2 separate regions of the Homo sapiens genome follow, and region 2 is linked to region 1. Evidence: read pairs that join two places in POLR2A ChIA-PET (ENCODE). Cell type or tissue: OCI-LY7. All regions are shown on one strand. Each heading gives the region's core, and the rest is flanking DNA. Links, peaks and the distances in the headings are about the cores only. Region 1 overlaps KIAA1549L (KIAA1549 like). Region 2 overlaps KIAA1549L (KIAA1549 like).

Region 1 (2,910 bases), core at 307-2,806:
TGGAGTTGGGCTTACCGGAGATGCAGACTCCTTTTATCCTGTTGCTCTGTTGTTCTGAGTGTTGCCTCAGAATGAGCCAAAGTGGCTTCTTAAACTTTATGCATCATCTCCACATTCCTGTTGGTGCCTCTTTCTTCCTTCCTTTCCTTTTTTTCCTTTCTCTCTCTTTCTTTCTCCTTCTTTTCTTTTCTTTCTTCAGGACCTTGCTGCGTTACCTAGACTTGAGTACAGTGCAGTGAACTCCTGGGCTCAAGCCATCCTCCTGCCTCAGCCTTCCAAGTAGCTAGGACTACAGGCACATGCCTCATGCCTGGCTTTTTTTTTTTTTTTTTTTTTTGGTTGTAGAAACAGGGTCTCATTATGTTGCCCAGGTTGGTCTCAAACTCCTGGCCTCAAGAGATCCTCCCATTTCGGCCTCCCAAAACACTAGGATAACATGTGTGAGCCACTGAGTCTGGCCCTCTTCCTTTTAAGGACACTTCCTGGGAGTAACCTCCTGCCTACATTAATTGAACAAAACCTAGCCATATGGCTGTACAAGGGAGACCAGGAACTATAATTCCAGGGGCCACATACCTAGCTAATATTGGAGTGTTCTAATACTAAGCGAGAAAGTCATTTGGGAAGACAGCCAGGACTTTCTGTTACAGAGGCTCCTGTCTCTGTTCAGGAGCCCAAGAACAGAGAAGGATCTCAGACTGGAGAAGTCAGTAGGTATAGCCTGAAATAGTTGCTGACTGCATGTCAAAAATTTCTTTCAGGTCTCATTTTTTATCTTAAAATTGTGCACATTCTGCACCACAGTCCGTATTATATCCATGTTTCTCATGCTGCAAAATCTAATAAGTAAAATCAGTACTTTGGAGAGATTCACCTTACTAGTTGCTGCAGCTTCCCTCATTTCCTACCATGCTTCTACTTACCTCCAGGCTGTTTCCAGTTTGAGAAACAGGGCTTTCTCTGGACTTGGTGCTCCAGCTTCCAATGTGTGACCAGGAACATGAGTAGGGGCTGCTTTGAAGGCAGCCACCCTGTAGTGACCAAACCCAGAGCCCAGTGCAGGGTCTCAAATAGGGTCACAAGAAACATTTGTTGGAAGAGTGAAAGAACAAATAAATCAAATTGTGTCTGTACTTCAGACTTGGATGGCTGTGGCTGTAGTGTCTGTTTGGGGCTTTTCTGATGCTTGTTCATGTTAATCCATCAAATAGTTATTGAATGGCTATTAGGGTACCCCCAAAATCAGGGATTTGGGGAAATTAAAGATGAATAACCATAGTCCCTACCTTCAAAGAGCTTCCGTCTAGTGGGAAAGGAGGAGGCAAGTGGAAATTTTAATGTAGAGTATTAAGTACTGTAGGGTCAAACCCAGGTGCTGAAGAAGCACCTAGGAGGGGCATCTGACCCAATCTTGGGCGAACAGGGGATACTTCCTGGAGGAGGTGATGTCCAAGACAAGTCTTAGAGGTTGCATAGGAGTTGTCAGGACATTGAAAGGAGGAAGAGAGAAAGACACGCGTGAAGGCTCATTGGTGAGAGGAACTATCAGCAGTTTAAAGTGGCCTAATTATAGTTACCTTCTCAAAGGCCCTGTCTTATAATCTCATTCCTTTGCCAAGCAGCCTACTATAGTGTCCTTTGCCTAAAGACTGTGTTCTCCGCTTCCGAGCATGGCATTCAAAGGCTCTCCACCATTTGGTCTCATATGCACGTTCCCTTCGAGTCATATTAGATTAGTCCCCATTCCCTGACCATTTTCCTCATTCTCCCCTCTTGGCTAATTTTATATCCTTTATCTAGAATAACCTTTCCTATCTTCTCCACTGGTCAAATCCTACTCCCTTCTGGGAAGTCCTAAGATGCTGTATTTTAAAAACAGATTAAAAAAAATCTGTTTTTGTGTTACTATAAAGGGATACCTGAGGTGGAATAATTTATAAGGAAAAGAGGTTTGATTGGCTCTTGGTTCTGCGGGCTGTACAAGCATGGCTCCAGCATCTGCTTCTGGTGAGGGCCTCAAGAAGCCTTCTATCATGGAGGAAGGGAAAGTGCACCAGCATCTCACATGGAAAGAGTAGGAGCAAGAGAGAGAGGGAGAAGGTGGCAGGCTCTTTAAACAACCAGCTGTCTCCTGCACTCAGAGCTAGAATTCACTCATTACCATATGGAGGGCACCAAGCCATTCATGAGTGATCCTCTGCCATGACCAAAACACCTCCCACCAGGCCCCACCTCCAACATCGAAAATTACATTTCAACATGAGATTTACAGGGGACAAACACCCAAACTATATCAGATGTCATCTGGCTTGTGAAGCCTTAAATTTGCCCTGAATTGGACTTACTTTGCCCCACCTCCGTGATTCCAGAGCTCATATCTTTCATTATGCAGCATTGATCACATTCAGTCGTACACTTTAGTTATATAACCTTTCCCTTGCTCGTTGCTCTTCTGTGAGCAACTTGAGGGCAGGGATGCAAGGCCAATTCATCTTTAAGTTCCACAGAGCTCTTTCTCTCGCTGTCTTAGAATCACATGTGTGACAATGCCTGACAATATGCGATTCTAAGAGACTGAGAGAAAGAGCACCCACTTTAGACTCAAGCCTGGGTTCAACTCTCTATCCTGGCACTAATGCTATGCCTTGGGGAAGCCCTTTAACTGCCCCTTGGGCTCCTAACTTCCTCATTTGTAAAAGAGAGATAATGATAATAGCCACTTTGGGAAGTGGGTTGGAGGATTAAATGAAATGGCATCAGCAAAGAGTACTGCATAGAAACTGGCACCCAGTAGGTACCCAATAAACACCTGCCAAACGAAATGGCTGCAGCCTAATTGCTGCTCAGTTTATTTTGGTTCTGCTTTTTCCAGGCGAGGGCCTGTCATCTTCATAAACACTCCAGCGTGAG
Region 2 (2,910 bases), core at 129-2,628, 53 kb after region 1:
GTATACATAAATGCTATATATATTTATGTATCTGCATGTGTATGTCTCTACTTTTTCCTCCCAGCATTTCAGTTAGAGTTAGATTTGTGATAAATCTTAATGGGAAAGTGCTCATTTTGTGACCATGATGAATAAGTCATTTTCAAAACCTCATACTTGCTTGTAAAAATAAGCAGACTGGAGACTTTAGGGGAAAAATCTAATGCAGAAGCATAGTCCGTCTTATTAATGCCACTAAAGCCAGATGGATTGCCTAGGTACTCATTGGAGAATTAGTTAGAGAAAAGGGATTTATCATAAGAAATATGAACAACTTCCAGAGAAGACAGAAAAAGTTGACCAGATTTTTATAGGGGTGAAGAGGAAAATGGCAGATAGGAGACAGGACTAACATGCACCTCCCACGTGGATGGACAGAACAGTGTGTGGGGACTCAAACCATGAACTTGAGCTCCAAGAACCACTACAGGAACATACCAGGAAAACCGAAATAATTCATAGAGTCTTTGAAAGAAGTGGCTTGCCACTGCAGACTCTGTAAGACAGCCCAAAAACTGTGAGCTCCCAGAGTGTGAGAGGGGGAAAAGTTGGTCTCTGACACACATCCCCACTGGAGAACCTGAAAATACAGATCATGGGAGAAGGATTTAACCTTATCTAGAACTGAAACGGTTTTAAGGAGCTGAGAGAAGTATAAAAATAGAAGCAGCAGCAGGAAGAACCCTATAGGGTCTTCCTAGTCCCTAGCTTGAGCCCAGGGAAAGCATTCCTGGCCTTATCTCACAGGAGTCCTTGGGGAAGGCAGCCAGCAGAATTAGAGAGGAGCCACAGGTGATGGAAGCTTCTGGCTGAACTTTGTAATAATTTCGACCTAAGCATAAATTTTCCTGAGTAGAATCTGGTCGGGGTCGGGGGGTGGGGACAAATTGGAAGTGCATATATGAGTGCAGAAGTCACAGCCAAAGCTGCAGGCAGGCAGGGAGAGGTAAAGCCTGACAGCCCCACTTGCTTTCTTGGTGGAGAGGCTTGTTGTCTGGGGCAAGATTTCAGCTCTGCTCACCAGCTGCCTGGATGTATACTTGGTGCTGTTGGTGAGGCATGGTGGGAATGAGACTGGCTTTGCTGGCTGTGTGGGAGCTGGGTGAGGCCTGTCACTGCTGGCTTCCCCCTCTTCCCTGGAAACCTGTATGACACAGCAGAGGCAGCCATAATTCTCCTGGGAACATAACTCTATTGGCCTGAGAACCACCCGCACCGCTGCCTCCCCCACATTCCCCACAGTTGCTGCAGCAAGCCCTGCCCAAAGAGAGTCTGAGTTCAGACCCGCCTACCCCAGCCCCACCTGATGGTTTTTCTCTACCCACCCTGGTAGCCGAAGACATAAGGTCTTGGTAGCTCTATGGCCCCACCTATTGCCTGAGAAACCCAAGTAAGTACTTAACTTGGCCAACATAGGGCAAGCTTATATCCCCCTTCTACTACTGCAGCTTATGCTCTCTTGAAAAGTGCCACCTCCTGTCTGGAGGCCAACCAATTCAAGCCATTACAGCAACTCATAACAGAACAACCCTGCTCCAAAGAAGGAGAAAACAACAGCTAATTCTACCGCCTGCAACATCCTGGGTAACCAGAAGTCCTGAGTCTGTCCATGTGACAACTTCACTGCTAGCATAACCAGCATTTGAGGAAACCAGCACACTAAATGAAACTACAACCAAGGACTCCCACAGAGTCCACTTCACTCCCCTGCCACCTTTACCAGAGCAGGTACTGGTATCCATAGCTGGGAGACCTGAAGACGGATCACATCACAGGACTCTTTGCAGACATTCCCCAGCACCAGCCTGGAGTCTGGTAGCCCCGCTGGGTGGCTAGACCCAGAAGGGCAATAACAATCACTGCAGTCTGTCTCTCAGGAAGCTCCATCCCTAGGGGAATGGGGAGAGCACTACATCAAGGAATCACCCCATGGGACGAGAGCCCTTGAGTTCCAGATTTTTCCACTGAAACTGTCTACCCAAATAAGAAGGAACTATAAAAGTAATTCTGGTAATATGACAAGGTTCTATAACACCCTAAAAGACCACATTAGCTCTCCAGCAATGGATCCAAACCAATAAGAAATCTCTGAATTGCCACATAAAGAAGTCAGAAAGTTGATTATTAAGCTACTCAAGGAGGTACCAGAGAAAAGTGAAAACCAACTTAAAGAAATTTAAAAAATAATAGAGGATATGGATGAAAAAGTCTCCAGAGAAATAGATATTATAAAGAAAAGACAATCATAACTTTTGGAAATGAAAGACATACTTACAGAAATGCAAAATACACTGGAAAGTTTCAACAATAGAATCAAGCAAGTAGAAGAAAGAACTTCAGAGGATGAAGACAAGGCTTTTGAATTAACCTAATCCAACAAAGACAAAGAAAATGGAATTGAAAAAATGAACAAAGCCTCCAAGAAATTTGGGATTATGTGCAAATGACCCAAACACAAAAATAATTCGTGTTCCCAAGAAAGAAGAGAAATCAAAAAGTTTGGAAAACTTATTTGAGAGAATAATTGAGGAAAATGGAGCAGAATAGAGAACCCAGAAATAAAGCCAAATACGTATAGCCAACTGATCTTCAACAAAACAAACAAACAATGTAAAATGGGGAAAGGATACCTTATTCAACAAATGGTGCTGGGATAATTGGCTAGCCACATGTAGAGGAGTGAAACTGGATCCTCATATCTCACCTATACAAAAATCAACTCAAGATGGATCAAGGACTTTAAGACCTGAAATCATAAAAATTATAAAAGATAACATTGGAAAAACTCTTCTAGACATTGACTTAGGCAAAGAGTTTATGGCAAGAACCCCAAAGCAAATGCAACAAAAACAAAGATAAATAGATAGGACC

Evidence for each region. Peaks named below come from ENCODE experiments on the same cell type or tissue, not always from the same donor. Only the 100,000 strongest peaks of a DNase experiment are listed, where the experiment ranks them.
Region 2: POLR2A ChIA-PET joins it to region 1 with 22 read pairs; 2 of 35 experiments call an interaction of 5 or more read pairs at or near these places.

Annotation. Positions count from the first base shown.
Region 1 is chr11:33,471,961-33,474,870 of GRCh38, forward strand. All of the region lies in intron 1 of KIAA1549L (KIAA1549 like), which reads left to right. Among named protein-coding and RNA genes, the nearest start is that of KIAA1549L, 97 kb to the left of the region's middle. In OCI-LY7, for the core only: no CTCF peak of the experiment used is centred there; DNase peaks (open chromatin) are centred at 1,511 and 2,781; H3K4me3 peaks cover 1,785 bases; H3K27ac peaks cover 1,839 bases.
Region 2 is chr11:33,524,683-33,527,592 of GRCh38, forward strand. All of the region lies in intron 1 of KIAA1549L (KIAA1549 like), which reads left to right. Among named protein-coding and RNA genes, the nearest start is that of KIAA1549L, 150 kb to the left of the region's middle. RefSeq lists an enhancer at 1,479-1,558. In OCI-LY7, for the core only: CTCF peaks have their summits at 1,436 and 1,637; a DNase peak (open chromatin) is centred at 1,409.